2 separate regions of the Homo sapiens genome follow, and region 1 is linked to region 2. Evidence: read pairs that join two places in POLR2A ChIA-PET (ENCODE). Cell type or tissue: PC-9. All regions are shown on one strand. Each heading gives the region's core, and the rest is flanking DNA. Links, peaks and the distances in the headings are about the cores only.

Region 1 (16,076 bases), core at 3,654-11,653, 100 kb after region 2:
GAGCTAAATTGGCTTCTCTTCCCCGAGGTCTTAGTGCTAACACTTCTAGTACCACATGTGAAGAGATACTGCAGTAAAGAAGTTTTAAATTAAGGGCTCAGAAAAAATACATTGCCTTAGTCTGTTTTGTGCTGCTGTAACAGAATACTGGCGACTGAGTAATTTATGAAAAGGCCAGATACGGTTCTGGATGCTGAGAAGTCCAAGGTCGAGGGGCCACATCTGGTGAGGGCCTTCTTGCCGTGTCATTACCATGGCTGAAGGCAAGAGAGCATGCACAATGAGAGGCAGGGAAGGAAGGAAACAGAATTCATCCTTTTATCAAGAACCCACTCTTGTGATAACTAACCTAGTCCCATGATAAGGACATTAATTCATTTATAAGGGCAGAGCACTCAGGACCTAATCATCTCTTAAAGGTTCCACCTCTCCTTTGGGAGGCTGAGGCAGGCGGATCACGAGGGCAGGAGATCGAGACCATCCTGGCTAACACGGTGAAACCCCGTCTCTATTAAAAATACAAAAAATTAGCTGGGCGTGGTGGCGGGCGCCTGTAATCCCAGCTACTCGGGAGGCTGAGGTAGGAGAATGGAGTGAACCCAGGAGGCGGAGGTTGCAGTGAGCCGAGATCGCACCACTGCACTCCAACCTGGGCAACAGAGCAGGACTCCATCTCAAAAAAAATAAAATAAAATAAAGAAGTCCCACCTCTGAACATGGTTGCATTCAGGATTAAGTTTCTGACAAATGAACTTCAAGGGACACATACAAACTACAGCATTCACGGACTCAAACACTTCAGTGGCTTTCCATTTTATACCAAGTAAAACCTAAAGTCCTTGCCATGACTAGCAAGGTCCTCGAGGATTTGACACTCCCCCACTTCCCCTCTCCTTCCTTGACCTCTTTCCCTACCTTCTCCCCCCATCTCTTTGCCTTAGGGATTTTGTGCTTGCTGTCCCCTCTTCTGAGGACACTGTTCTCTTGGCTGCTCCCCTCACTCCACTCATGTTCTGCAGTATTTGTGCCTGATCTGCTCTTCCCACCAGAGAGGCAGCTCCACGAGGGCAGAGTTTGTCTTGGTCACTGCTGCTGCCCCAACAACTTAGAACAGTATCTGGCATAATGCAGGTGCTTGAAAATATTTGTAAGTGAATTTTACAAGCTTCCAGCTCTAAGTTTAGTTCTAACTTTCACTTAACCTGGGGTTGTGATTATGCTGCTCCACGTTTGGCTCTAGGCAAAAAGGTGCCAGGATAAAGTGGAAATTGTTAGATTTGCTCTCCAAAAAGACCTGGGGAGGCTCTTGCTTCTCCCAACAGGTTGACACAAGACAGCCATTTAAAAAGACAATAATGGGGGGCCCTGCCAACAGATTTAACGACTCTTTCTCACGCAGGGCTGTTTGCCAGTGTCAGGAAGAGAATGAGTTAGAAAATAGTGAGATGACTGACTTGGAAAAGAGGCAGGGGAACCAAACTAGGGTGAAAAAAAAGAGGCCCAGGACTATCTAGAAAGGACAGTCCCATAACGGCTTCACGTACTCATATCCAACAAATCTGCATTCTATGCCCCTGTGTGCCTGATGCCAGTACCCTAGATGCTGAGGACACAGCGTGGAAGTTCACCTCTCCATGCTGAGTTTGGCAGTTTTGTGCTCAGCAAAAACCAAGAAACAAAAAGCAAACAAATACAAGTGCTGAGGTTGGAACATCACTTGCCTTATTTCTTTGAAGAGAAAATGATTTCACATGTGGAAAGACCATTCATGTTTTTTTCTTTTTTTTTTCTAAGCACTATCTTGTCTTAGGTAATTTAATTAAAATGCAAACATTTCCCAGTTACCAGCATCCAATATAAGTGGCCCCCAGGGGAAAACCCATGTGAATGATAGAAAGAGGCTTCTTGCAACCCAAGGGAGAAACTGGTGGAAAGCCCCATTTTCACATCCTGCCAGGTACATACTTGTGCACACACACTGAGAGAAGCTGCTGGCATGAAGATAGCTGTGTGTTCCCTATGGTTGCTAATCATTAGGTATAAAGGCCAGAATGGGCCTTTACAATTACTTCTGGGCTGGTGAAAGTAGCCATATTGTTCCTTATTCAGACTTCTCTGTAGCTAAATGGCTACTCAGTATCACCTGCTGGAGGACAGAACTATATGGACACTAAAGGCCCCTCCCTTGGATTCTCAGGAACAAGGGTAAATAGCTCTGCACCTCTGGGCCTGACACCACCCATCTGAACACTGTGGGAAGGGCTCAGTGACCTAAGACTCCCCTAGGGGCCCTCTGACTGCATATAAGCCAGGCCTGGCTAGTGCAGCTGCCTGGGAGAGGCAGACCCAACTACTCTGCAGGTGGACAGTAAATGGTGGGCATTTGTGAGTGCCATAAGAATGGGGGGCCTTCCTGGGATTCAGATGATCTGCAATGTACCACACTGTCTCACTCAGTAAAGAATTGTCCCACAGGACCTTCAAAGGTCCTGTTACATATTGATGTGGTTGAAAAAACTATTTCTAGTTATCTGAGCCTAGACCTTAACTCCAATTTATACATAAACTCAAAATAGTTATTGCACTGTTGTATTCATTCCCTGTATTTTCCGGTAATGCAAATGTCATACAAATGAAATACTTTGTTTTGTTCAGATATTTACCAAGAGTTAGTTGCCCCTTTGGAAAATCATGAGCCCAAGGACAATGTCAATGGTGTTACTGAAGTCTTTAACTCAAGAGAGCCTGCAATGGCAGCTGTCACACCCACCGTGATCCTACGCATACACGCAAACACCTGACCATGTACTTTTGTTTTCTGATGAGTTGTACCTGATCACTTACAAACTGAAGTTATTTTATAATAAATTACTTTCATTTCTCTTTTAAATTAAGACTACATTGATTTGGAGGGAAATTGTGTGTGAAGTCAGATTATTTTATTTGTGAAGGTTCACTGAAGATTTTGAAGAGGGCATTAGAAAATACTGTTATTACAAGTGGGCACGGGGTCAGTCGGGGCTGGGAGCCACTGCTTCTGGTGGTCCTGGGATGTCTACATGTGCCTGAGCTCCGTTTAAAGTCATGAAAGGCCAATCAGACGATTCTGCTCATCCAGCCTGGGCAGTGGAGACCACCACAGCTACTCACCTCTGATCCTGTGAAGGAGCTTCACATTTTGTTACCAAACATATCACAGAGGCGTGGGTGATTCTTTCTCCTGTTTCTCAGCAGATCCTGCTTTTCTCAGTGGCTTGGCCAGAACAGAATTTGTTCTACTCGAATGACCCCAGATTCCCTCCAAGAACTTCCCTCCTCTCATTCAGCTTCTCTGGATTCTTCAAATGACTGACTGGGGAAACAGATTGTTGGAAAAACACTTTCGGGTTGCCTCGATGGGGTCAATACCTTATCAGGCCACAGGAAAGACAAAGGAAAATGCTTCCTGCTGGAGCATGTGCACATATGTTGTTCCTTTAACTCCAAATACGTATGCAGGGGTGGTGGTAGGATCAGAAAATGTGTGATCAGAAAGTGACCAGTTCCCCACCATTTTGTGTGGGTTTTATTTTCTTTCTGCTCCGTGTTGACTCTTTTCCCCACAACACGGAAGCTGCTTAATCCAAAGACTTGGACCATTTCATTCTGTTTCAGATCCATTCCAACAAAATGATCAGTTGGTGGCTTATGTAAAAAGCAGCTCCATGACTACATTTAAATATTGACTAGTTTGGGAATAACAAACCACAAAAATTTGGGGTATAAAAACCACATGTGGTTTATGTTTTGTAGGACACCCTCAGGAAGATAAATGGACAAAGTAGAAAAAAAATATAAATGGTCTCTCCCTGCCTCACCCCCACCATCATTAAATAAAAACAAAAAACACACAAAAATAAAATGAAACAATGATTAAACAAAACTCAAGCTGGGTGCTACTCCTGGCTTTGGATGGCAGTTGTGTCTTGGCAAGGCAAGTTAAGTAGTGGTCTGGGAACTGTGGCTAAGGTCAACGTGTCAGAATAGCCCGACATAACCTCCACCTTGGTCAACAGCTCACCCAGCTCCTGACCACGGCTCCTCTCTGTCACCAGCACTTCCTCCTTCCAGATGAGCTTCTCCAACCTCTAGGTCCCTGCAGTCACTGACCTTTTCCCCCAGATCTGGCCCCACACTCAACCTCCCGGCCCTCTTCTCCAGCCAAAAGAAAAACGCACAAAACTGTAGATGACTTTCTAGAAATAGAAGTGTTTTATAATCTTTGTGTGTCTCTAATGCCACTGTTAACTAGCGAGCAGCTGTGCTAGGGCTCCATGCACAGCAGCCATTCAACAAATACTCAGTATCTTCATGTTCCAAGGTTGCTTTAGGGGATACTACAAAGATTAAACAGACAAAATTGTCCACCGTCATGGAGCTTACACTCCTATCTGCGTTGATGATGTGTGGAAGGAAATTTACCCTCTGTTTTATGCTGTGCAGGTGTTCATTTAGGCCCAGCTCATATTATATTATGAAGAGCAGCCTCACCAAGATCACTGTCAGAGCAGCACTAATCCAGGCAAACTAGGATGCAAATGGAAAGGGCTCCAAAGTCCTTTGGGGGTTAGTCGTTTCAATCCAAGGACCATTTCCATAAAACAAAAACAAAAACAAACAAACAAAAAAACTTGATGATATATTGCTAGGCCAGCCCACAAAAGTATATTTAGTTCATAATGTCACTAAACTAAAACTTCAGTTCTGAGTCCTCAAAGGAAAGGACTTTAAGGTGGTATCAGGAGGAGGAGGAGGGAGGGTCGTCCCTCTCTGGGGCTCCCCAGCCTCAGCTTCTGCCTCTGCCCCCACCTTCAGGCCACCTCCAAACTTTCCCTTGGTCTCATGCAAGACACTAAGGGGCTCCTGTCCCCCAAATATTTCTTACCCTAAATTGTAATTCCCTTTCCTGGGATAAGATGATCTCATTGAGGCATCAGGAGGAAATCAAGTTGTCTTTTATTTAAAAGAGAAGAGAGGTGTTAACCCATGTTAACCCATATGATGTTGAATTTTTTTGAGATCAGAGAAGACATTTAGTTGGAGGAAGACACCACATAGTACAGTCACACACTGTCTAGGGTTAACTTTGTTAAGTTTCTCCCACTTTTCATAGTTTGATTCCTTCACTTAAATAACTTTATTTTTTTTTGAGACAGATTCCTGCTCTATCACCCAGGCCAGAGTGCAGTGGCATGATCAACTCGCTGCAGCTTCAAACTCCTAGGCTCAAGCAATCCTCCCACCTCCTGAGTAGCTGGGACTACAGGTGCATGCTGCCTCGCTTGGCTAATTTTTACAAATTTTTTATTTTTGTAGAGACGTAGTCTTGCTATGTTGCCTAGGCTACCTTCAAACTCTTGGCCTCAAGCAATCATCCTGCCTTGGCCTCCCAAAGTACTGGGATTATAGGTGTGTGCCACCATACCCCACCTATTTTTAAAAATCACCCATTAATACCCAGAGAAAACCAGTTATCATCTTAGAATTTCTTTCCAGTGTTTTTCTTTCTTTTTGTGTTTGTATTTAAAATGGGATCATACTTTGGATGTGTACGTGCGTCTGTATATATCCTTCTTTTTCACATTTCCCCATATTATTCTCTTAACACAATTTTAATAGTTGCATATCTCATTTTCTGGATGTTCTATTATCTATGTAAATATTTTTTATTGTTAGACATTTAAATTGCATCCAATTTCATTATTACAAATCCTATTATAATTAATATACTTGCATCTGAATGTTTTGTAATCATTTTATAGTATTTCCTTAGGATAAATTTTTAGAGTACAATCACTAGAAGACATGAACAGTTTTTTTTTAAGGAATCTTGATACATACGATTAAATTATTTTCTCAAAGTTTTAGCTTGCATACTCCCATCAGTACTCATTTCTTCTTTTTAACATGTGCTATTATGACGTTTCAAAATCTTTGCCAATTTGATAGGTTTATTTATTGTCTTCTCCATTATTAGTATATCTTACTCCATTAGTGGTTTGTTATCTGGATTTAAAAAAAAATCACAGGGATTTAGTCTTTTCCTTATTTCCTCCTATTTGAACCTAAAGGTTACCTAAAAGCTCCATGATTTTTCATAAACAAAATAAAATATTCTAACCATTCGTAGACTGACTGGGTGGAAGGCAGTGACCGTTTCTGTGTGTTTATAAACCAAATGTTCATAAACCAAGGACTACCTTTATTTTATTAGCTGTGGCTAATTTTGTGCAGTCTATGAGAATTTTTACCACTGTAAGAAATGTTTCTATCCCATGCTGGGAGGAGAGGGTAGGACCTCTAGGCACATCTTACCATAGCTCTTCCTGCCTCAAAGGCAAAAGCAGGAATGCCTTGGTTTATGTTATGCACATGCAGACGTGTAAACTTCTAAAGTCTAAGGTACAGAAAACAGCAGTTGTGACCCTGAGTCACCTTATTTTAGTGTTCACAAGACCAAAGTTCCCAGAAATCAAGGTGTAATTTAGGCTGACCTAATGAATACTCAAGCTTCTCTCATTTTTACCATTTTCATTAGCCATTATGCAAATATTTTAGAAAAGGTAGAATCTAGTTTAGAATTTTTTTATGATTGCAAACTTGATGATAAAAACCTCTTTTGAGCACAGGTCATTCAAAGCAACTCTAGCAGTCTACTTGGTGGGCTGTAATTTCCAGTTGTCCTGGGCTAGAAGGACAACTGATCTCCTTTCCACCTGGCTCTTCCCAAGTGAAGACCTGTGACAGGATGTTCCTCACTTTGCACAGTTCTTCATCCTGCACTTAGGAGATATTTGATATTTCTAAATTAGACAGGCAGATGCTTTGAGATGAAGTGCCTGGTACATACTAAACACTCAACAACATTAGCTACTATTACGATTATTAAGTGAGCAGAACTTCTCCCCAGTTCGTGCTACTTGGTAAAAGAGGAAACAAGGGTAGGTTGGGCAGGGAGGGCAAGATTGATAAGTAAGAAGGCAAACATGGGAACACAGCTGGTAAAGTGGCTCCTTTTGTTTACAGAGGGATAATTCAATGCAATGTAAGAATGAAGACTTTTATAATGCTGAGTTATGGGTTATTTTTTAAAATTTTAAACAAAAAAGAATAAATAATTTACTCTTTGATATTTGAAAAAAGTAGGTGCTAATCATTTGAGTCTCCATTTATGTCATTTATCTAAAACTCATTTTCAGATACACTTAGCCCTATTTAAAAAAGCTGCACTGATCCATTCAATTTGTGCTGGTCACTCTCATTCACTAATACCTCTGTATTTTTGTGTAATTCCAAATATCACTAGACTCAATGAACACAAATTCAGAAAGAAAATGCCCTACAAATTTCCTAAAAACACAGTTGCTCCTAAAAGTTAAGAAACGGGGATTAATAAGTTGGTTTTATGTTCATTAACTTGTTTTCATTTCACCTGGAGAGAGCCATTGCTAATTAGTAGTTAAGTTAAAATTCCAAGAGCCGAATGCCGAGCCACTTGTCTCCAAATCCTCCACTGCAGAGAACAGGACTCCTCTTCATTTCACTAAGAAAATGTTCAAAGGCTTTTCGGATAGTCTCACCCAACTAGGGAATGGAAGACTGCTTATTTTCAAGTCTGCTTTATTCTAGTGGTTGAGGAGTAAACAAAGAGAACAGTAAACGTCTGGGAATGTTTTCAGAGGTGACACATAACAAACAGAGAGAAAATAGGCCTTGAGGCAAGATCTGATTTAACTACGTAAGTGAGAAAAAAAAACATGCCACAATTCCTATCATTATTCCCAAGTTCTGCCACCACAAGCTGATGGCATTCTGACGTGAAAGGTACTAGTGCCAAGAGTCAAATAAAGCTTTGGCAAAATTGAACACCACACAGAAAACAGAGTATCCAACTCTCATTGTCAGGGCATTCATGGAAAACAAGTATGAAGATCAATATGAAATCTTATTTTCCAAAGTACAAAGGCTTCTGTATACAGAATTTCCTACTATCCAAGCTATACTCTTAACCTGCTGCAAAACACCTTGTGGAGGTACATCTTACTCTTCACTAGCATTGTTCACTGCAATGCTTTCCAACCTCTGTTTGCACCAATGTTGAGATTAAGTTTTCTCCTATGTTCCCTCTGCCCCAATATCTTGAGAATATAGATGAGAGTTTCTCAGAAGTTCTAAGATGCACAAAGATGAGAATATCTCAAAAATATTTACAGCATAAGTAACATGGAGAAGTTCAAGCAATGGAGAACAATAGCGACATATATTCATTCTACTCTGGATTCTGTGACATGTATATAATCAGTCTTAAAAGCGCAGCTTTAAAAAAGTTTTAAAGTTATGACTTTATTCTAAAATGCCACCAAACCATAATAAAGACAGTGTACAATATATTACTTAGGGAAGAAACTGATACCTGTTATTGCTTTGCTAGAATTTGGGCTTAAAAAAAAATAAAGTTGATAAAAGGATGGGTCAATTCAGTGGTGATTTGCCTCAAGGATAACTCCTCCCACTTCCTATACAAAATAAGCAATTACATTAAAAAAATACAGTCAGAATTTTATGGAATCACATCAGTTTTTAATGTATGAATCAGAGAACATAACAATCACTATAAATGTAGCATGGTTATGTATTTTAAGTCTCTAGTCCTATTTTCCTTAGTGTAGGCATAAAAGTTCTTAAAGGCTTAGAATTTACTCTTAAAATACTATAAAATATTACTATTTTTATGACAAAAGCAATTTATGAATTTATGGAAAAGGAAATATTTATAAAATATGTTAGTAAAAGCACTGTTTATGTTTGTATAGCAACATTTAAAAGTATTCAAAGGTCATTCATTGCTAAAAATATTTAAAGCAAAATAAAAGGGAAGTTAAAAACAGCTTCACTTAAACTTGCAGTTTCTAAAACTTATCAGGACCCAAGAGCCTGGAAGTATCAAAGATTAAGTGGAAATCCATATTCAAAAGAGTTCTGTGGAATTCTTATAAAGAGAAGAGCAGGCAAAGGTCATCGGAGGACATTATTTTAGCTGAAATTCTGAGTATCATTCAAACAGGGGAGCCAATGCTTGGTATTAACAAAGTGCTGTTTTCTACTGCTGAGCTCAGATGACAGCCCACCCTCTATTTGCCAAAATTAGTGGATGAGAAATCATTTCATGAACTCATCCAAAAACATGAAGTGCACTAATAAAGCTTTACTGCCATCCCTCAGTCATCACTTTGCTTGGCTAGGCTGGTGGCCAGCAGGAATATCTCCCTCTACAAAACTGTTTCAAAGTAATGACTTGGAGGAAGTGGTGTGCTGATACCATGAAAAAAAATTCCCTCAAACACAAAGATAGTTCAAAAAGCATCTGTATATGGCTCAGAGGAAACAAACAGCTCAGCTCATTTCAACTCAAAAGAAACCCAAGAGACCAGTTTACCTTGGCCATGGTTACACACATGCAGGCAAACTTAAGGTTGGCATTTATCCAGGGATTTTGATCCGTGCCAAAAGGGATGATGAGTTATCCATCCTGAGGTCAAGATGGAATAAAGAAAATACACTGAAAGAGAATCATGTGTCTATAAGAGGATTTCACACCTTCCTCTTCACGAGACAGGGAGGCCTCGACCCCTGCTGGAATGGCAAGTCTGGCGTCCCTTCCTGAAGCCACTACTAGATCAGAAGTCCACTCTGAGCCTCCATCACATGGTTTCTCCCCTGCTGAGGCCTTTCCAGTCTTCCTTCCACAGTGTGGTCCTTAAGGAGCTAAGGAGGGAAGAGGATACCTAAAGCACTTGTTTGTCAAGCTTGGGCTGAAATACATCTAGAATCTTTAAGATGACCAACATTGAATTTTCCATTTTTGAGCGTTTAAAAATATTCTTCAAATTAAGGGAATACATAAGCAATAAAGACCATGTTTTACTGGGTTTTGAAAATTATTTAGAGTTTTCTGTAAAAGCAGTTACTTTTCTGAGAGAACAGGTGGCAACTGCTACCAAAATTTCAAAAAGATCCTTATTTTTATTTTCAAATAACTTTTATTTGACAAGAACTTTGTCAGTAATGGTCTTTAAATTCTTTTCAATCCTGGCTTTGTATTGCTATTTTGAGGTGTTTCTTGCTAACTGGATTAAGGAAGCCCAAAGAGCCCTCTGGTTTTGGTCATCAAGGAAATTTGTCTCACAACTGATGATTTATTTGATTTTTTTTTCATTTTTTTTAATAGGAAGACAGGAAACAGTGATAAACCTTTAATATCTGAAACTTGTGTCATTGACCTTCAACTACATAGTGAGGTTTTCAGTTCAGAACATTTAGGGCCCATGTTACATGTGGGGATAATTAAAATGTTTTAAGTGATGCTTTCTATTCTTCAAGTGTTGGCCATAATATTCAAGCTGGGTACAAGCAGCAGAGATTTTTGTCTGAGCTCAGTCCAAGCTCTGCAGTTTCTGCTGTTTGTCTTTCTAGGTGGCACCAGTCAGTCATCCTCTGCAGCTCATGAAACCCAGCATAACCTTTTGGGCTGCTCTGGAAAAACACATTGAGCAATAAGGGTTAGAATACTTTGTGTTCAATGTTTCCAGTGCTACTCTCTGGCCAGGAGAAATACCAAATCATAGGCATCTGGAAAAGAGAGACAGCCCAGAAAGAATGATGATGTTACAAAGCCTGTGAGCACAGACCCCTCGTACATGTTCATCTACCTGCTGTCTGCTTAATACTGAGCTATAGGCATCGGAGCAAATGGTAATTTCTATCAGTCATGACTCAAGTGCTGGTGTGGTCTTCAAGTAGCAATGGATTGACTTCCAGGGAGTGAAATGTCATTGTTCTGATCACCTTGTGGACACAGGGAGTGGTGAAAAGTTGAGTCCATGGCAGCATCAGAGCAAGAAGGAAGTGCGGTTGGTTGGAACGCGCACCCTGTGGTGGTGATGTTCTCCATTAGCATTTCCCAAAGGTCTCACCCAGCCATAGTAAATTATTAGGAGGCCCTCAGCATCTCTCTGTGTAGTTTAAATATCGTATTGTATTTTCTTGGCCAGTCCATGAATGGAAAGAAGTGAATAAAGATATCAGAAAGTAGACAAACTGCAATGTGACCTGATGCAGAGGTGGAAAGGGTGTGGTCTGGAAAGGCAGAGGTTCAATAAAGGCCTTTGAGGTTTCCTTTCATTTCCACAGTTCTTAGTCACACAATTTCCTTTGTGGATTTTAACGGTAACTAATAAGGCTTTGAAAAGGAATCGAATTGGTATGCTAGGTGGGAAATGACAAAGGTCATCTTGCCACTTCAGCAGGGTTATTTTAACCTTTCTTTTATACTCTTCAAGTCCTCTTTCCAGAATAATTGAAAATCCCATAATTAAAAGACCTTCCTTTGTGCCCACATTCCCCTTCTGAGATCAACTAGAGCTGGGCTCACCCCAACCATGGTCAACTGGACCAGGCCAGCCAGGCCTCAGGCTGGAGAGCAGGCTGTGAGCTGGTCTGTCCTGAAAAGCTCGGCACAGACAAGGAAAAGGTAATGCACGAGGCAACTCATGTCCTTCCTTGTCTCAGAAGTATGAACTGAGGATCAAGGAGGGGCAGGCAGTTAGCACTAGGGAAACAAGAGCAGGCAAAAATGGACAGCTGAGCCAGTCAATCAGTGGACTTAAGAGAGGAGGGGAGATCTGCCATCTCCTGGAACTGAGGGTGCACTGTGGCTTTTCAGGTACCTGAACCACATCCTAGTCCCAATAATTCTAATAATATTAATACTAACAGTAATAACAACAGTAACAATGAGCATGTACTGAGCTCTGATTATGTGCTAAGGAGTGTTCTAGGTGCTTTTATAAGTATTATCAACTCATTCAATTCTCACAACCCTGTAAGATACATCTGGGTGCTGCTGATGCTGATGAACAGACAAGTTAAGTTATTTGACCAAGGCCACAGAGCTTATAAGTGGCAGAGACATAATTTAAGCTCAAGTGGTCTGGCTTCATGCCTCTGCTCAGTCTGTGCCTCCCTGTGGGGCTAGTCCTGAGTCTCCTGTCTCCTTTATTGCCCATCTTTACAATAAAGCCCCTCCTATTAAAGAGGCCCTACAGAGGGTCTTTTACTCTTCTATTGTCTCACAATTAGCATTTTCCTTGGCTCCACTCATTATGAATCTTATTAACTGACACATACACACACACACACGCACACAGAGTTTTTGAGAAAGGGTCTCACTGTGACACACAGGCTGGCAGACAGTGGTGGAATCACTGCAACCTCAACCTCCTGGACTCAAGTGATCCTCCTACCTCAGCCTCCTGAGTAGCTGGGACCACAGACGCATGCCACCATGCCCAGCTGTTTCTTTTTTTTAGATACGGGGTCACACTATGTTGCCCAGGCTGGTCTCAAACTCTTGGGCTCAAGCAATCCTCCCACCTCAGCCTCCAAAGCATGAATGTAGTTTTGAATCCAGTTTTTGTTATCCTTTCATGCCACTAAATATTCTTTGAAAGCATGACTTTTAATGACTGCATTATATTCATTTATTTAACATTTACTTAATCACTTATTTATTTAACACTTAACATTAAGTGATCACTTGAGTCCAGGAGGACGACGTTGCAGTGATTGTACCATTGCACGCCAGCCTGTGTGTCACAGTGAGACCCTTTCTCAAAAATAGTCATCTAGCTATCTCTTACTTTGCTTTTATAATTGTGCTAATGTCAATATCTTTATACACAAATCCTTGTGCACAGGTAGGATTATGCTATAGAATAAATTATAGAAACAGAAGTATTGGATCAAAGAGTTTGAACAATTTAAGTTCACTTGATACACAGTGCAGATGGCCTTCGGGGAAGGCCTAGACCCCCTTTGGCTACATAAAAGCTCCAGGGTCTGGGCATGGTGGCTCACACCTGTAATCCCAGCACTTTGGGAGGCCAAGGTGGGAGGATCACTTGAGCTCAGGAGTTTGAGACCAGCCTGACAGTACAGTAAGACCCTGTCTCTACAATAAATTAAAAAATTAGCCAGGTGTAGTGGTGTCTGCCTGTAGTCCCAGTTACTTGGGAAGCTGAGGCAGGAGGACCACTTGAGCCCAGGACGTCGACGTTGCAAGAAGCCATGACTGCGCCACTGCACTCCAGCCTGGGCCACAGGGCAAGACTCTGTCTCAAGAAAAAAAAAAAAAAAGAAATCTCCATTCACCATACCCTTGACAACAATGAATGCTGCAGGTTTAGAAAACCTTTATCTTAATTTGATTTCTTGAATGGGTCAGAATAATGCATACATTTAAACTCTATGCTCCTTAATAAAATGTCAAAGGGCCATTTGCGTGTTTATTAAGAGCAAAAGCCTATAACCTACAGTCTCCAATGTTGAGACCACTGACGCCTTAAAATGCTTTAGAATTTCAGAAATGGAAATCAGAGATCACTGAGTAAACAGCTTCAGTGAATATCTAAGGTAACCAAAACTCAGAGAAGTTAAATGACCTGGGTAATATACTTGACTTGCAACTAGAATCTAGGTGTCTTGCCCTGTGATTCATTTCTTTAGAACAGATTCCTTCATTAACCTAATGGAAGCAACAAGCCATTGTTACCGGGGTGAAAGTATAAGGAAAAAAACTGCACAAGAATATATTTGAAAAAGAAACTACAGTTGTTCTAAACTCTATTTTATCTTCATAGTACCAAGTTAGAAAAAGTTATTTTATAGACAAAAGTAAAAATTCACACCTAGTTACTACTTTATTTTCAAGATCTCTGCTAAAATCTACAAATAATTTTTTTCCTAGGACCATTAAAATATTCAGCACATACCCATTATCCTCTCATCCAGCCAACATTTACTAGGTCTATACTATGGCCAGACCCTGTGCTAGGTGCTGTAGTAAAAGGGGGCAGAGTACCAAGGTAAGAAAAGAGGGATTCATTTTAGGGACATGTGAGCAAATCATCACAGTGAGTGTGACTGGGCAGTAACGGGGTGCACATGATGCCGTGGGGGTGCCGGAGCAATGAACATGGAAGGCTTCACAGAGGCACGTGAGCTGTGCCTGTGCTTGAAAGCAGGGGAAGAAGTGGATTAAGATAAAATAAGAAGAATAAGGAGTGGAGGGGCAGGGCCCACTGGAGAAGGCTGCTGTCACATGTGGCTAAACACAGCAGCCTGGGAAAATTAGTGCTGGTGGGAGATGAGGCTGGAAAGGTGGTCTGGGATCAGGCAGTGTTCAGGAGTTTGGACTTCGCCTGGAGGTGTTAGGACTCATGTAAGCTGTTTAAGCAGCGATGCCATGGTCAAAGTGGCGCATTACCAAGCTCATTCTAATGGCAGTACGGGGAAGGACTGGAGACTCTGAAGGCAGGAGCTTTATCTGTGTTGGTACAGACAACCAGGTTGCAGGCTTAAATTAGAGAGAGGCAGAATAAATATGAAAGAGGAGATGAGTTTGAGTAATATATATTAGAAAGAAATAATAAGACATAGAGACTAATTAGATGTGTGGGTGTCATTAATGAGACAGGCAATGAAGGAGGAAGGCCAGGTTTTGGATGAAAGGGATTTGTACACATTGAGCTTGAGATCGAGTGAGGTATCAGAAAGTGAATGAAATATCCAGAAAGCGAATGAAAATACAACTCTGGAGATCAGGAGAGGTATAAGCAGAGTCATAGATCTGAATAATTAGTATACAGCTACAACTCTCCTACCAATCTCCCCCTCCCCTCCACCCCCATCGCCCACACACTTGGATACTTCCTCTTGTCTGTATATAGGTAGAACAGCACTGTCCACTAAAAATACAATGCAAGCCCCATGCATATTTTGCAATTTTCTAATAGCCACATTAAAAAAGTGATGTGGAAAACAGGTGACATTAATTTTAAGAATATATTTTATTTAACCTAATGTATTTACAATATCATTTCAACATTAATATAAAAATTACTAACGAGATATTTTATATTGTCCTTTCATACTAAGTATTTAAAATCCAATGTGAATTTTCCACTCATGACCCAGGCCATCTCAATTTGGACTAGCCACATTTCAAATGGCCCCTGCTTTGGACTGTGCAGGACTACACAGTAGCCTACCAGGGTGATTAGGCACCAACATGAACTTTTTTAACCCTTGAAATTTGTGGAATTAAATTAAATGGAATTTAATTTTACTGATGAGAGAACAATGAGGAAGCCCGCTGGGCCCTCCAAATCACTGCCCACCCCACCCTCCCTTCTCAGAGGGAGTGCAAAGGGGCAGTGTTACATGCTGTTGGAAGTTTAGGAGACATGAAGCATAGAAAATCATTTCCTCTAAATGTTGCCTTTTAGGTTATTAAATACCCTGACAGCAACCTGACTGAATTTAGAGCCATGAATTTGTTATCTCTTAATGTGGATATATATCTGGTCTCCTGATAAATTTCCTAAGGCTGTTGTTCCTAAACTTCAAATATTTGCAAACTAACTTCATAATTTTGTCATGCCTGCATACCACCAAAACTATATGATTTGTTTAATATTTTTATTTAACTCAACTAACCTAAAAAAATCTAAAGACATATTTAGTGTCATCCTAAGTAACTATATCCATGAAATCATGAATTTCATATGTTGTTGTACATTTTTTCTACTACACATTAAAACAAATACATATTTAAATAAAGAACGTTTATCCATGTCTCCTAAAATCACCTCACAAACCACCTGTGGTATGATTATCAAACTTTGAAAACACTGTTCTTGGGGAAGGGAAAGGAACGTAACACTATAGGATCCCCTCTCTATGCCGCCAGTGCTCCGTGGGGTGCGCCTATCCTAACTCACCGAATCCCCACTCTCCTATGAGCAGGCTGATGGTCACTGCTACCCACTGGTTGTCTTTCAGGCTTGCATTTATTCTGGCTGATTAGCACTTGTGTCTGCCCCGCGGTCAGAAATTTTATATGGCAACCTGTATTAACTATAAGGAAATTCTTAACAATTTTTATTTTTGTTTTTAATTTTTGTGGGTACACAGTCTTT
Region 2 (16,076 bases), core at 2,811-10,810:
CATATTTGATAAAGACCCTATTTAATGGGAATGGAGGGAATCTCTCAACTGATGTCTAATCATCAGGCTGGAGGTGATGATACTAAAGTTTATCTTAATTGGAAGCTATAGAAAGATTCTATAACCTTGGGGTGATTTTTATAGTTCTGATAAGGTCCCAGCAATAAATCTAAGTCAGAGGCTTAAGTTAGGATTTGATTTTTGAGACTGTTTGTCAAAAAATGTTAAAAGACTCAAAACATTTTATTGAAACAGAATCACGGGTCATTATAAAATAATAGTTATTCACTTAACCAGAGTGATAATAAAAAGACTTTATTTTTATTGTTATTATTTTTGAGACAGTCTTACTCTGTTGCCCAGGCTGGAGTGCAGTGACCTAATCTTGGCTCACTGCAACCTCTGCCTCCCTGGTTCAAGGGATCCTCCTGCCTCAGCCTCCTGAGTAGGTGGGTTTACAGGTTCACGCCACCACGCCCAGCTATTTTTGTGTTTTTAGTAGAGATGGGGTTTCACTATGTTTCCCAGGCTGGTCTCAAACTCCTGGCCCCAAGTGATCCACACACCTTGGCCTACCAGAGTGCTGGGATTACAGGCGTGAGCCACCGAGCTGGCCAAAAGACTTTAAAAGCTGTATAGGAAGTTATATGGATGTAAAAACCTTAACTCTTTTAAAGTTTAGTTTTTAAGAGTAATTTTAGGACGGGTGCGGTGGCTCATGCCTGTAATCCCAGCACGTTGGGAGGCCAAGATGGGCAGATCACGAAGTCAGGAGATTGAGACCATCCTGGCTAACACAGTGAAACCCTGCCTCTATTAAAAAAAAAAAAAAAAATTAGCCGGGCTTGGTGGCGGTCACCTGTAGTCCCAGCCACTCGGGAGGCTGAGGCAGGAGAATGGCGTGAACCCGGGAGGTGGAGGTTGCAGTGAGCTGAGATCACACCACTGCCCTCCAGCCTGGGTGACAGAGCGAGACTCTGTCTCAAGAAAAAAAATAAATAAAAAATAAGTAATTTTTAAAAACCTGATAAAAACAACATAGAAATTATCTTAAAATTTTTGTTTCTTAGGCTAGTTGCCAAAAAGGAGGAAAAAAAACCTCTTCTACAGTGATTGTTTTTCCTTATGGGAAGCCCATTTGGATAACCTGAATGTCAGACTTGCTGAAAAGATAAATTAATCAGACACACAGAAAGAGTGTGTCCCAGGTTGAGTGACCACTATATTACAGAGGCCTTGAGGGGGGAAATATGTGACTCTTAGCTACAGCATGGGAAGTTGTCTGGTTATGTTGACCACTTTAGACGTATCTTGGGCTTCAGAAAACAATACCCCAAAATGATAACTGTGAACCCAGAAAATCTGAGACAGGCTCAGTTAATTTAGAAAGTTTATTTTGCCAAGGTTGAGGACCTGCCCATGACGCAGCCTCAGGAAGTCCTGACGACATGTGCCCAAGGTGGTCAGGGCACAGCTTGTTTTTACACATTTTAGGGAGGCATGAGACATCAATCAATGTAAGTAAGAAGTAGGAAGTTGCTTGGAAAGGCAACTTGAAGCAAAGGCAGGAGGACCGGAAGTCCGGAGGGAGCTTCCAGGTCACAGATAGTTGAGACACAAATGGTTGCATTCTTCTGAGTTTCTGACTGGCCTTTCCAAAAGAGGCAGTCAGATATGCACCTATGTCAGTGAGCAGAGGGATGACTTTGAATAGAATGGGAGGCAGGTTTTGCCCTAAGCAGTTTCCAGCTTGAGTTTGCCTTAGAGATTGTGGGCGGCCATGGTATCTTCCTTTCACATAACCAAAGGAGCAGCCTCAGAAGTAAAAGTTTCTCTTTGGCCTTCTCCTGCCCTCCTGTTTCTCAGTCCCATTTTCCCTTTAGGCTGGCTATAGAAACTAGAATCTTTCTTCCCCAAGGTGGGCCCCAGAAACCACAGCCCATTTTCATCAAAGCCAGCCATAACACTTAAAAATATTCCTCTAATTTTTTCTCCACTTTACTGTGTGAAAACTGGCCATGAAGAAATTCTCTGAACTTCCTTGTTGGACTATAGGTTATAAGACCCCTACACCCAGAAGGATGGAAATGCATACTCAGGGAGGTGAAGAAGAATCTAGGCAGACAGGCCTTGCTCCTTTCCCCACACAGTCTACTAGCGTTCAATTGTATCTGTAGTTTTTTACAAGGCTGTTCATACTTTGTTGAACCTAAGCATAAAAATGAACAATTTTCCCTGTATCTTGGGTCTTTACTCTGAAGATTGTCACATATATATGCCAAACAAATCTATACGCTTTCTCTTCAACCAATCTGTCTTTTGTGAGTTGATTTTTTTCAGCAAACCTTTGGGGGGGCCCTTGGCCCCTAAATATGTTAGAAAAAGCCAAGAGTACAGAATTAAGTTATACTGGAGGAAAATATGGCCTTCTTTTTTTAATTATTATTTTTTAATTTTTAATTTTTTTGAGACAGGATCTTGCTCCATCACCCAGACTGGAGTGCAGTGGCGCAATCTTGGCTCACTGCATTCTTGACCTCATGGGCTCAAGCAATTCTCCCACCTCAGCCTCTTGAGTAGCTGGGACTACAGGCGTGTGTCACCATGCCTGGCTAATTTTTTTAAAAAAAATTTTCTGTAGAGATCAGTGTTACTATGCTGCCCTTGCTGGCCTTGAACTCCTGGGCTAAAGCATTTCTCCTGCCTTGGCCTCCCACAATGGCTGGGATTACAGATGTGAACCACTATGCCCAAAATATTGCCTTCTTTAAAAACTTTCAAGATAAAACATTTTACATCAGGCCATAAAAACAGATTTAGAACTGGAGGAAAAAGAAAAAAAAAAAAGTCACAGAAGCCAACAAAATTTGAAGGAGAGCATTACCATCCTAGGCCTTTCCAAAGGGATAAAAAGCTGAAAGCAGCAGAGTATGGCAGAAGGTGAACTTCTGAGATATCAATCTGAGAAATTTTAAAAAGAAGCAGATTAGGGAAGTCGAGCAAGATGGTCAAATAGAAGCATCCAATGATTATCCCTCTCACAATCCCCTGCAGGAACAACAAATTGAACAACTATCCACATAAGAACACCTTCATAAGAACCAAAAATCAGGTGAGTAATTATAGTGCCTGGTTTTAACACCATATTAAAGAAAGAAGCACTGAAGAGGGTAGGAGAAACAGCCTTGAATCACCTACATCACCCTTACTTCATCCCCTGGCAGTGCATAGAGAGACCCTGTGCATCTGGAAGAGAGAAAGCACAGCGAGTGTCGGGGGCTTTGCATTGGAACCCAGTGCTGCCCTGTCATAGTGGAAAGCAACATGGGGCAAAACTCAGCTGGCACCCACAAAGGGAGCATTCAGACTAGCCCTAGCCAGAGGCAAATCATCCATCCTAGTGGTGGGAACCTGAGTTCTGGCAAGCCCTGCCATTATGAGCTAAAATGCTCTGGGGTCCTAAATAAACATGAAAGGCAGTTTAGGTCACAGGACCTCAATTCCCAGGCAAGGCCTGGGCTGTGCTGGCTTCAGGTCTGACCTAGCACTGTCCCATTAGTGGTGACCACAGGGGTGCTTGTGTCCACCCTCCCCCAGCTCTAAGCAGTCAGCTGAGAGAGAGAGACTTCATTTGTTTGGGGGAAAGTAGGGGAAGAGAGGAAGAGTCTCTGCCTATTGATCCAGGGAACTCTCCTGGATCTTACCCAGGTGTTGTGCTGGGCTCAGAGCCAGGAGACTTAGGAGACACACAACCCAGTGAGATACCAGCTGGGGCAGCGAAGGGAGTGTTTGCATCACCACTCCCCCAGCCCCAGGCAGTGCAGCTCACAGCTCCAACAGAGACTCCTTCCCATTGCTTGAGGAGAGAAGAGGGGAGAGTATAGAGGACTTTGTCTTATAACTTGGATACCAGCTCAGCCACAGTAGAATAGGGCAACAGGCAGAGTCCTGAAGCCTGCATTCCAGTCTCTAGCTCCCAGACAACATTTCTAAACACACCCTGGGCCAGAAGGAACCTACTGCCTAGAAAGGAAGGATCCAGTCCTGGCAGGATTCATCACCTGCTGACTATAGAGTCCCTGGACCCTGAATAAGCAGCAGCAGTAGCTAGGTAGTACTCTCTGCAGGCCTTGGGTGAGACTCAGAGCTGTGCTGGCTTCAGGTGTGACCCAGCACATTCCCAGCTATGGTGGCTATGGAGAGAGATCCCTTCTGCTTGAGGAAAGGAGAGGGAAGAGTAAAGAGGATTTTGTCTTACAGCATGAGTACCAGCTCAGCCACAGTTGGGTAGAGCACCAAGTGGACTCCTGCGGTCGCTGATTCTAGGCCTTGGCTCTTGGACGGCATTTCTGGACCTGCCCTAGGCCAAAGGGACCACACTGTCCTAAAAGGAGAGACTAAGGACTGGCAGAATTCACCACAAGCTGACTGAAGAGCCCTTGGGCCTTGAGTGAACATGGTGGTAGCCTGGCAGTGCTTGCCATGGGCCTGGGAGTGAGTGGGCTATGGTGGCCATGGTGAGAGACTCCTCTTCTTGAAGTAAGGGGAGGGAGATGTGGAAAGGACTTTGTCCTGTGGCTTGGGTGCCAGCTCAGCCACAGTAGAGTAGAGCACAAGGTAGATTTCTAAGGTTCCCAACTCCAGACCCTGGCTCCCAGACAGCATCTCTGGACCCACCGGGAACAAGGGGAACTCACTGCCCTGGAGGGAAGAACACAAGCCTAGTTGGCTTTGCCACCTGATGATTGTAGGGCCCTTGGTGCTTGAGTAAACACAGGCAGTAGCCAGGCAGTGGTCACTGCAGGCCTTGGGTGAGACCTAGGGCTGTGCTGGCTTCAGGTCTGACCCAGCACTGTCCCAGTGGTGGTGACCACAGGAGTGCTTGTGTCAACCCTCCCCCAGCTCTAAGCAGTCAGCTGAGAGAGAGAGAGATACTTCACTTGTTTGGGGGAAAGTAAGGGAAGAGAGGAAGAGTCTCTGCCTACTAATCCAGGGAACTCTCCTGGATCTTACCCAAGACTACCAAGGCAGTACCTCTATGAGTTTGCAAGAGCCACAGCATTGCTGGGCTTTAAGTGCCTGCTAAAGCAGATATGGCTGCAGTGACCAAAGACTTAGATCACAACATTCAAGTCCCTTTGAATACCTGGAAAGCCCTCCTAAGAAGGATGGGTACACACAAGCCCAGACTGCAAAGACTATAATAAAAACCTAACTCTTCAATGCTCAGACACTGACAAACATCCACAAGCATCAAGACCGTACAGGAAAACATGACCAAACGAAGTAAGCAAGTCACGAGAGACAAATCCCAGAGAGACAGAGATATGTGACCTTTCAGACAAAGAATTCGAAATAGCTGTTTTGGTGACGTTTAACAAAATCCAAGATAACAGAGAGAAGGAATTTAGAATCCTATCAGATAAATGTAACAGATTGAAATAATTAAAAAAGAGTCAGACTGGATGCAGTGGCTCATGTCTGTAATCCCAGAACTCTGGGAGGCTGAGGTGGGTAGATCACATGAGCCCAGGAGTTCAAGACCAGCCTGGGCAACATGGCAAAACCCTGCCTCTACAAAAAATACAAAAATTAGCCAGATGCGGTGGTGCACACCTGTAGTCCTAGTTACTTGAAAGGCTGAGACAGGAGGATCTATTGAGCCCAGGAGGTCAAGGCTGCAGTGAGCTGTGATCATGTCATTGCATTCTAGCCTGGGCAACAGAATGAGACCCTATCTTAAAAAAAAAATCAAGCAGAAATCCTGGAGCTGAAAAATGCAATTGACATAATGAAGAATTCATCACAATCTCTCTCTCTCTCTTTTTTTTTTGAGTGCAGTGGCATGATCTCGGCTCACTGCAACCTCTGCCTCCCAGGTTCAAGCGATTCTCCTCCCTCAGCCTCCCGAGTAGCTGGGATTACAGGCGAGCACCACCACACCCAGCTAATTTTGTATTTTTAGTAGAGACAGGATTTCACCATGTTGGCTAGGCTGGTCTCAAACTCCTGACCTCAGGTGATCTGTCCACCTTGGCATCCCAAAGTGCTGGGATTACAGGCGTGAGCCACCACACCTGGCCAACATCACAATCTCTTAACAGCAGAATTGATCAAGCAGAAGAAAGAATTAGTGAGCTTGAAGATAGGCTATTTGAAAATACACAGTTTGAGGAGACAAAAGAAAAATGAATAAAATAGAATGAAGCATACCTACAAGATTTAGAAAATAGCCTCAAAAGGGCAAATCTAAACTACTGGCCTTAAAGAGGAGGTAAAAAGAGAGATTAGGGTAGAAGTTTATTCAAAAGGATAATAAGAGAGCTTCCCAAACTTAGAGAAAGATATCAATATTCAAATACAAGAAGGTTATAGAGCACCAAGCAGATTTAACCCAAACAAAATTGCCTCAAGGCAATTACTAATCAAACTCCCAAAGGTCAAGGATAAAGAGAGGATCCAAAAAGCAGCAAAAGAAAAGAAACATACAAAGAAGCTCCAATATGTTTGCAGCAGACTTCTCAGTGGAAACCTCACAGGGCAAGAGAGAGTGGCATGACATAATAAAGCTGCTGAAGGAGAATGCAACATTTAAAACTTCCTATAATTCAATTTTATTAAGAGTAAATCAACACTTTAAAAAAATCTTGGGCTGGGCGCAGTGGCTTACGCCTGTAATCCCAGCATTTTGGGAGGCCCAGGCAGGTGAATCATGCGAAGTCAGGAGTTTGAGACCAGCCTGGCCAACATGGTGAAACCCCATCTCTAATTAGCCAGGCGTGATGGTGCATGACTGTAGTCCCAGCTACTCAGGAGGCCAAGGCAGGAGAATCACTTGAACCAGGAGGCAGAGGTTGCAGTGAGCTGAGATCACACCACTGCATTCCAGCCTGGGCTACAGAGTGCAACTCCATCTCAGGAAAAAAAAAAGAAAGAAAATATGTTGTTCTAATCAATTATTTAGTGTCTTAGTGTGTTTTTAATATCAAAGCCCAATCTCTAGAAAGATGATTATAATTTCCTTTTAATTATAGACACCTTAATCACATACAAAATTTCTTTCATAAGTTCTCCTTTTGTGAACCTTAACGTGACTTACACAGACCATTTATGACTTGCTTGGACTTTCTGTTTTGTCCTAAGCATCCCTCTTTTTAAAATAACCAGTCATTTTACCATTTACCAGGGTAAAAGGAGGCATGTCCAAACTTGCCTTTCCCATCATGGCCTGAAGTAGTCTCTCAGGTTTCTTTGGGATCCTGTTGGCCAAGAGAGAGGCCTGTTTAGCCAACTGGGGGGCTTAGAATTTTATTTTGGTTTACAACCTCCACTCAACTAACCCCTGAGTTACAGTTGCTCTGTAAGGCCCATGTGACATTCTACTTACAGTTCACAGCTCTCTCCTGGGCTTACAGGTGAGGCTTAGGTCACAGGCACATGCTAACTTCTGGCAAAAAATGCAGAGGGCCACTGAGGGTGCCCCACGGTGTGATGACTACTCCTGACTGATCTGGTCTGTGTGCTGTAAACTCCTGAGGTTTATCGGCCAGAGAAGGAACGCTGGCCGCTGGCCACAGTTCATTTAATTCATTTTATTTTATTTTTTTTTTTTTTGAGAAGAAGTTTCGCTCTTGTCGCCCAGGCTGGAGTGCAGTGACGCGATCCTGGCTCACTGCAACTTCCACCTCCTGAGTTCAAGCAATTCTCCTGTCTCAGTCTCTCCTGTAGCTGGGATTACAGGCACCCACTGCCACGCCCAGCTGATTTTTGTATTTTTTTGTAGTAGAGATGGGGTTTCACCATGTTGGCCAGGCTGGTCTTGAACTCCTGACCTCAGGTGATCCACCCACCTCAGCCTCCCCAAGTGCTGGGATTACAGGCGTGAGCCACTGTGCCCGGCCCATTTAATTAATTCTATCAGTGGGAACGAAGGTAAATTCCGTGTTCTTCCTCATAATAAGGTCTCATAGTGTCTTTATATATGTTTTTAGTGTTTTTACCCTTTAACTGTTAACTTTTGCATTTAACTAAACCTACAAAGCAACCCAAAAAGCCCAAAGTCCAAGATTTATCTCTGATCACTTCCTGGACTTTCCACACTTACTAGAGAACAAAGCTCACTCCTGCTTTTCCTCCATCTGCCTTGTCAGTATTGCCAAGAATTTTAGTTTTGTTTCTTAAAAGAACACATAAGAATTCAATTCTCTCAAGTTTTAAAAACATATTACCCTCATATTGCTACTCATTTCTGTGCCTGCTGCTCTTTCCTGAGTCTGACTCCTTCCCCCCGGGCTCTGGGAGTGGTGAGGACGTACACAGGCTTCAAAGCCAGGCTGCCTGGTGTAGAGCCTTGACTGCCACTTTACAGCTGTGTGATCTTGGATAAGTAACTCAACCTTTCTGTGCTTCAGTTTTCTTTTGTGTAAAATCAGGGTAATTATAGTAGCTCCCTCAAGATTGCTGTGAGAATTAAATGACTTTTGGGCTTTGAACACTATCTTTGCATATAGTAAGTATTCAATAAGTGTTTGCTGTTATTATTATTTTTCTATACTATGTCCTTTTCATCAATGGTCTTTCAGTTATAGTTCTCAGGTGCTTTTAAATGATAGTTTATGTGGGTACAGATTTTTAGGTTGATGGTTATTTATCATCAGCACTAACTTCCATTATTACCGGTTGTCCTCTGGCACTTGTTTTTGGCGATGAAAAGTCAGGGGTCCATCTAATCATCATTCCTTTGTAAGCAATCTCTACTTTCTTTCTGGGAGCTTTAAGAGTTTTCCTCTTCAGCTTTGATTTTCTGTTGTTCCATCGTAATGTGTAGGTGTAAGTTTACTTTCACTTTTCCTGCTCTGTACCTCCTGTTACTTTTAATCTGAAGGATTCTGCCTTTGTCAAAGTCTATCAGTGTATTAGCTATTATCTCTTCAAATAGCACTTCTCTTCCATTTCCTTTGTTCACTTCTGGGACTCCTGTTTGAAGTAGTTTGGAACCTCTCCACATATTGTCTGTGTCTCTCAATGGCTATTTTCATATTGGATAATATTATCATATTTAATATTCACTATTAGCACAGTTAGGATAATAAAGAAGTGGGTCGTTATATTTGAAGAGTGTCCAGGAAGTTATGTTTTCAAAATTATCTCATAAAAATCATCATCTGCCTGATACTGCTCTTGTCTAATATAGGGCTGCCATTACAAAGGAAAAGATGTCTGACTCAAGCATTCAGTTGATTCTGTTTGCCTTACGTTTGGTTCAGTGATAGGTTATCCCTAAATCATGAAGACCTCTGGCCAACTCCCATAGTCCTCTTCTCTCTCTCTTTTAATAGATGAGGAAACTAAGGCCAAACAGTTCATCGACTTCCGGAGAGACACGTCTGTAAATCTTATTCCCCTCTAGGGCCAGCATGTTTTCATCTTCTCCTTTGCGGCCACCTGAGACCAAACTAGCACCATCTCTCACCTGGACCACTGCAGTTAACTGTTCTTCTACACCCATTTTTGTTCTTTATTTCCACCCACATGGGTCAGTGAAGCCAGAGTGACCTCTTAAAAATAAAAATCTGATCATGATTTCCCCTCCTAAAACTCTTTTTTTAAAAAATAGACTACTTTTTAGAGCCAGTTTTAGGTTCATAGCAAAATTGCCTAGATGTTCCACAGTTTACTTATTCATTCACTTACTGAAGGACATCATGGTTGCTTCCAAGTTTTAGCAACTATGAATAAACCTGCTATAAACATCAGTGTGCAGGTTTCTGTAAGGACGTAAGTTTTCAACTCCTTTAGGTGAATACCAAGGAGCACAACTGCTGGATTGTTTGGTAACAGGATGTTTAGCTTTGTAGAAAACGACTAAACCATCTTCCAAAGTAGCTGTATCATTTTGCATTTCTACTAGCAATGAATGGAGAGATCCTGTTGCTGAACATCCTCATCAGCATTTGGTGCTGTCAGTGTTTCAAATTTTTTTGTTAGTATTAACATGGTATGTCTTTCTCCATCTGTTACTTTTAATATTTACATGTCTTTATATTCAAAGTGGGTTTCTTATAGACAACATATTGATAAGTCTTTTATGAACCACCTTGACAATCACTGTCTTTTAATTGGTATATTTAGGCCATTGATGTTAAAGTGATCATTGATATAGTCTGATGGACATCTACCATATTTGTTACTGTTTTCTATTTGTTAAGCTTATTTCTTTTCTTCTCTTTCTTTCCATGCCCCTTGCCAGCGGGGATCTATTTTTTGTCTGTCATTCTTTTTCTGCCTTTTATGGTTTTAAATAAGCCTTTTATGTTATTCCATTTTCTCTTATTTTTTGGCTATACTTCTTTTGTCACTTCTTTATAGTGATTGCTCTAGAGTTTACATTATACTTTTACAACTAATCCAAGCCAACTTCCAAATAACCCTATACCATTTCACAGGTAGAGTGAGTATCATATAAGAGCAAAATAATCCTAATTCCTCCCTCCCGATCTTTACATAATTGCTGTCATTTATTTCACATATATAAGTACATATAGACTATGATATATATGTAATATATAATGTGCATATATGTATAATATACCGAACATATACATAAGCATACACAATTGAATGCATTATTTCTGTTATTATTTTGAATGAACTGTTACCTGTTAGGTCAATTAAGAATAAGAAAAATAAAAGTTGGGTGGGCATGGTGGCTCACACCTGTAATCCCAGGACTTTGGGAGGCCAAGGCAGGCAGATCACCCGAAGTCGGGAGTTTGAGACCAGCCTGATCAACATGGAGAAACCCCGTCTCTACCAAAAATACAAAATTAGCCGGGTGTGGTGGCGGGTGCCTGTAGTCCCAGCTACTTGGGAGGCTGAGGCAGGAGAATCGCTTGAACCTGGGAGGTGGGGGTTGTGGGGAGCCGAGATTGCACCATTGCAGTCCAGCCTGGGCAACAAGAGCAAAACTCCATCTCAAAAAAAAAAAAAAAAAAAGAAAGAAAGAAAGAAAGGAAGGAAGGAAGGAAGAAAGAAAGAAAAATTTTTTTTTTTGAGATGGAGTCTCGCTCTGTCACCCAGCCTGGAGGGCAGTGGTGCAATACCTGCTCACTGCAGTCTCCACCTCCCGGGTTCAAGTGATTCTATGCCTTAGCCTCCCAAGTAGCTGGGATTACAGGCATGTGTCACCACACCTGGCTATTTTTTGTCTTTTTAGTAGAGACAAGGTTTCACCCTGTTGGCCAGGCTGGTCTCGAACTCCTGGCCTCAAGTGATCCACCTGCCTTGGCCTCTGAAAGTGCTGGAATTACAGGCATGAGCCACTGTGCCTGGCCTCTCCTTCACTTTTGAAGGATAATTTTTCTGGTTGCAGAATCTTGGGTTGGTGGTCTTTTTCTCTCAACACTTTAAATATTGCACTCCACTATCTTTTTGCTTGCATAATTTCTGATTAGAGTTGGATATAATTCTTATCTTTGGTCTTCTGTAGGTAAGAATATTTTTCCCTCTGGCTTTTTTAGAATTTTTCTTTCCTTTGATTACCTGTAATATAAAAATGATATGGTGGCCGGGCATGGTGGCTCACGCCTGTAATCCCAGCACTTTGGGAGGCCAAGGCGTCACAAAGTCAGGAGTTCAAGACCAGCCTGGCCAAGATGGTGAAACTCCGTCTCTACTAAAAATACAAAAATTAGCCAGGCGTGGTGGCGGGAGGCTACTTGGGAGGCTGACGCAGAGAATTGCTTGAACCCAGGAGGCAGAGTTTGCATTGAGCCGAGATCGGGCCACTGCACTCCAGCCTGGGTGACAGAGCGAGACTCTGTCTCAAAAAAAAAAAAAAAAATGATATGGCAAGGAGTGATTTTTTGCCCTTATCCTCTTTGGGGTTTTCCAAGCTTTCTAGATCTGTGGTTTGGTATCAGACATTAATTGGGGGAAATTATCAGATATTGTTTTTTCAAATATTTCTTCTGTTCTTTTCTGTCTTTCTTCTCATTTTAGTATTCCCATTATGAGTTTGTTATACCTTTCGTAGTTGTCCCAGTTCTTGGATATTTTGTACTGTTTTGGGGTTTTTTTTTTCAGTCTTTGTTCTCTTTGCTTTTCAGTTTTAGAGGTTTCTACTGACGTAGTCTCAAGTTCAGAAATTCTTTCCTCAGCCATGTCCAATCTGCTAACAAGCCCCACAAAGACATTCTTTATTTCTGTCACAGTGTTTTGAAAATCTCTAACATTTCTTTTTTTTTTTTTTTTTTTTTGAGACAGAGTCTCGCTCTGTTGCCCACGCTGGAGTGCAATGGGGTGATTTTAGCTCACTGCAACCTCTGCCTCCTGGATTAAAGTGATTCTCCTGCCTCAGTCTCCCAAGTAGCTGGGATTACAGGCGTGTGCCACCACGCCCGGCTAATTTTTGTATTTTTAGTAGAGATGGGGTTTCACCATTTTGGCCCGGCTGGTCTTGAACTCCTGACCTCAGGTGATCCACCCTACTTGGCCTCCCAAAGTGTTGGGATTACAGGTATGAGCCACCGTGCCTGGCCTGTTTTTGTTTATTTTAGGATTTCTGTCTCTGCTTACATTGTCCATCTGTTCTTGCACACTGCCTGCTTTATTCAGTAGAGCCCTTAGCATGTGAATTATTGTTATTTGAAATTCCCTCTCTGGTAACTTCAACATTCCTGTGGTGCCTGTTTCTTCAAACTGTGTTTTTTGCCTTTTAGTATGCCTTGTAATTTTTTCGTGATAGCCAAGCATGGTGTATTGGGTAGAAAGAAGTTATAAACAGGCTTTTAGTGATGAGGTGGTGAGGTGTGGTGGGGAAAGGAAGCTATATTTCTTAAGTTTTTCTCTTTGTCTCTTATCTAACGAGGACATGCTGGTCACATTGATATAGTTTAGACTTCCAAATGAATTCTCCCCTTCCAGTGACTCAGGCTGTCCCTCTTCTCCTTCTCACTGCCATCTCATATGCTATCACTTTGTGCCTAGTCTCCTGTCTGCTCCAGCTCCCTTCAGCATTTCCTCATTTCATGTGATTTCGCTGTGACAATGAAATACTTTCAATTTCAAGGGATAGATAACTCAGACAAATGTAAGCAATGGAAGTGATTTATTGGCTAAAAAGTCCAAGGTATGATAGGCTTCAGGGGAGGTTTAATTTAGTTGTTCAGCCATGTTATACAAGACCTGCCTTCTTTACCTTTCTCTTCTCTGTCTTCAGTCTTGTCAACTTCATTCTAGATCTTGCTTCTCTCAGAGTGGCAAAATGAATCTAGAGATTCAGGTTTCATATCCCTATACCATTCTGCCCAGAAGAGGAGAGAGTGTCCTCTGTGGTGGCTCTCAGAAAAGTAAGAAAGTGTCTTTCTAGAAGCCCCAGTGAACATCCTTTGCATGTTACTAGACAACATTTGCCAGATGCCCTTCCTGAATCAACATCTGTGCCTGCGAAAGAGCATGCACTAGTTGGCTTAGGTCTGGGTTGTATGAACCAATACTGTGGAAAGAGAGATAGGATAACCTGATGGACTTCGACTCATACAGCTGGGAGTGCAATCAGATTCTCCTTAAACATGTGAGAGAAGTAGGCATCTGATGGAAAACCTGGACAGAGTGTGGACCAAGGACAGGGAAAATGGATGCCAAGTAGCTAAAAATGCCCACTACCCTTGTACGTGGTTACTTCAAAAATCCTAATAAAACACCATTTTTATTTTATTGCTCTACTGCTCTAGCCCAAAGGCCAAGTCCAATCTGCCAGTGTTTTTGTTGTTGTTGTTGTTTATTTTTTTTATTTTTCGAGATGGGTTCTCCTTCTACCACCCAGGCTGGAGTGCAGTGGTGTGATCGTAGCTCACCATAACCTCAAACTCCTGGCCACAAGGGATCCTCCCACCTCAGCCTCCTGAGTCACTGGGACTGCAGGCATGAGCCACCATGCCCCACAGCCACCTGTTTTCTTTCTTCTTCTTCTTTTTTTCTTGAGATGGAGTCTCATTCTGTCACCCAGGCTGGAGTGCAGTGGCGCGATTTCAGCTCACTGCAACCTCTGCTTCCTAGGTTCAAGCGATTCTCCTGCCTCAGCCTCCCGAGTAGCTGGGACTACAGGCAAGTGCCACCACGCCTGGCTAATTTTTTGTATTTTTACTAGAGATGGGGAGATGGGGTTTTACCGGGTTAGCCAGGCTGGTCTCAATCTCCTGACCTAGTGATCCGCCTGCCTCAGCCTCCCAAAGTGCTGGGATTACAGACATGAGCCACCACACCCAGCCTATCTGTTTTCATTAGTAGCTTTATTGAAACAGCCATGCTTATTTTCAAAGTTTTGTGTATGGCTGCCTTCACACTACAATGAAAAAGTTGAGAGTTGAGATGAAGATTGCATAGTCTTCCAAACGAAAAATATCTACCACCTAGCCCTTTTCAGAAAAAGCTTACAGATCCCTGGCATAAAAGAGTAAATTTATTTTGTTTTATTTACGTATTTATTTTTGAGACAGGGTGTTGCTCTGTTGCCAAGGCTGGAATGCAGTGGTGTGATCTTGGCTCACTGAAACCTCTGCCTTCCAGATTCAAGTGATTCTTGTGTCTCACCCTCCCAAGTAGCTGGGATTATAGGTGAATGCCACCACGCCCAGCTAATTTTTGTATTTTTTGTAGAGTTGAGGTTTCACCATGTTGGCCAGGCTGGTCTTGAACTCCTGACCTCAAGTGATCCCCCTGCCTCAGCCTCCCAAAGTGCTGGGATTACAGGCCTGAGCCACTGCACCCAGCCTAAAAGATTAAATCTAAACTCCTCCTGGATTTCAGTCCTCTATCATCTATCCTCACTTTACTGACCTAATTTTATTGGCATTATTTACTGTATCTAAGCTCTCTAATCTGATCAAATCAGTTTACTCATCCACCCTAAATATTGCACAATCATTGTCCACTTTTCTCTTTTCTTTCGTTCATGCCTAATCCACCCTGGAATGCTCTCCTGTCTCATGTATCTTCAAAGGCCCATCTGAAGTCCATGGAGCCTTCCTTGTTACCTTTATCGGCACAGAGGCCTTCTTTCCTACCTTTATTGCCTCTATCAATCACACACTAAGGCATTCTGAGTCTGTATATATTTTATAAATATGTCATATGTATACCATCTTTTTTGTTCAATTTAATGTAAACCTCCTGAATATTAGTCTTAGTGATATAATATTTTCTATAAGGTATTCCCTTATAGAATTTCAAGTAACGGTGGACCAAGAAAAGGCACTTAACTAATAATTACTAGTCCTGTCAAACTCTACCTCACACATATCTAGAATTAGCCCACTTCTCTCCAGCTCACTAACTACTTGATTCTGAGCCCCATTTACTCTCATCTGGCCTGTGCTAGCCTCCCAGATGCACCCTACCCGCTTTGCCCCACTGCAGTTTTTTCCCACGTAGCAGGTGGACCCACTAAATGTTTAAATCAGCAGGTGTTACTCTCCTGCTTAAGATTCTCTACCGGGTGCGGTGGCTCACACCTGTAATCCCAGCGCTTTGGGACGCTGAGGCGGGCGGATCACCTGAGGTCAGGAATTTGAGACCAGCCTGGCTAACATGGTGAAACCCCATCGCTACTAAAAACACAAAAATTAGCCGGGCGTGCTGGTGCATGCCTGTAGTCCCAGCTACTCGGGAGGCTGAGGCAGGAGAATCACTTGAACTCGGGAGGCGGAAGTTGCAGTGAGCCGAGATGGCGCCATCGCATTCCAGCCTGGGGGACAAGAACGAGACTTCGTCTTAAAAAAAAAAAAAGATTCTCCACTTCTGTGATGTGTCTTAGAAAGTAAGTCATGAACTGTCTCTGCCTACATCTTCCAGTTTATCTCCTTCTGCTTGTCAATGGTCCCTCTGCTGCAGTTTCTCTCTGCTCCCTCTGCCTGGAATGCCCTTCCCTCAGCTCAAGAATGTCTGACTCCTCATGATTATTGGGTCTCAGCTCTCTTCTCCTTGCCTGACCACCAATCTGAACGGGCTCCCCACTTCCTGTCCATCATGTTAGGTCACATCATCCGGCTTTGCTCTCCTCTTGGCTCTGATCTCAA

Evidence for each region. Peaks named below come from ENCODE experiments on the same cell type or tissue, not always from the same donor. Only the 100,000 strongest peaks of a DNase experiment are listed, where the experiment ranks them.
Region 1: POLR2A ChIA-PET joins it to region 2 with 5 read pairs; 2 of 35 experiments call an interaction of 5 or more read pairs at or near these places.

The regions. Positions count from the first base shown.
Region 1 is chr2:174,606,727-174,622,802 of GRCh38, forward strand. It overlaps a transcript of WIPF1 not described here. Among named protein-coding and RNA genes, the nearest start is that of WIPF1, 17 kb to the left of the region's middle. RefSeq lists enhancers at 1-45, 1,341-1,400, 1,791-2,050, 5,445-5,494. In PC-9, for the core only: no CTCF peak of the experiment used is centred there; a DNase peak (open chromatin) is centred at 7,715.
Region 2 is chr2:174,503,699-174,519,774 of GRCh38, forward strand. No RefSeq gene overlaps it. Among named protein-coding and RNA genes, the nearest start is that of GPR155-DT, 24 kb to the left of the region's middle. In PC-9, for the core only: no CTCF peak of the experiment used is centred there; no DNase peak of the experiment used is centred there; H3K4me3 peaks cover 581 bases; H3K27me3 peaks cover 1,222 bases.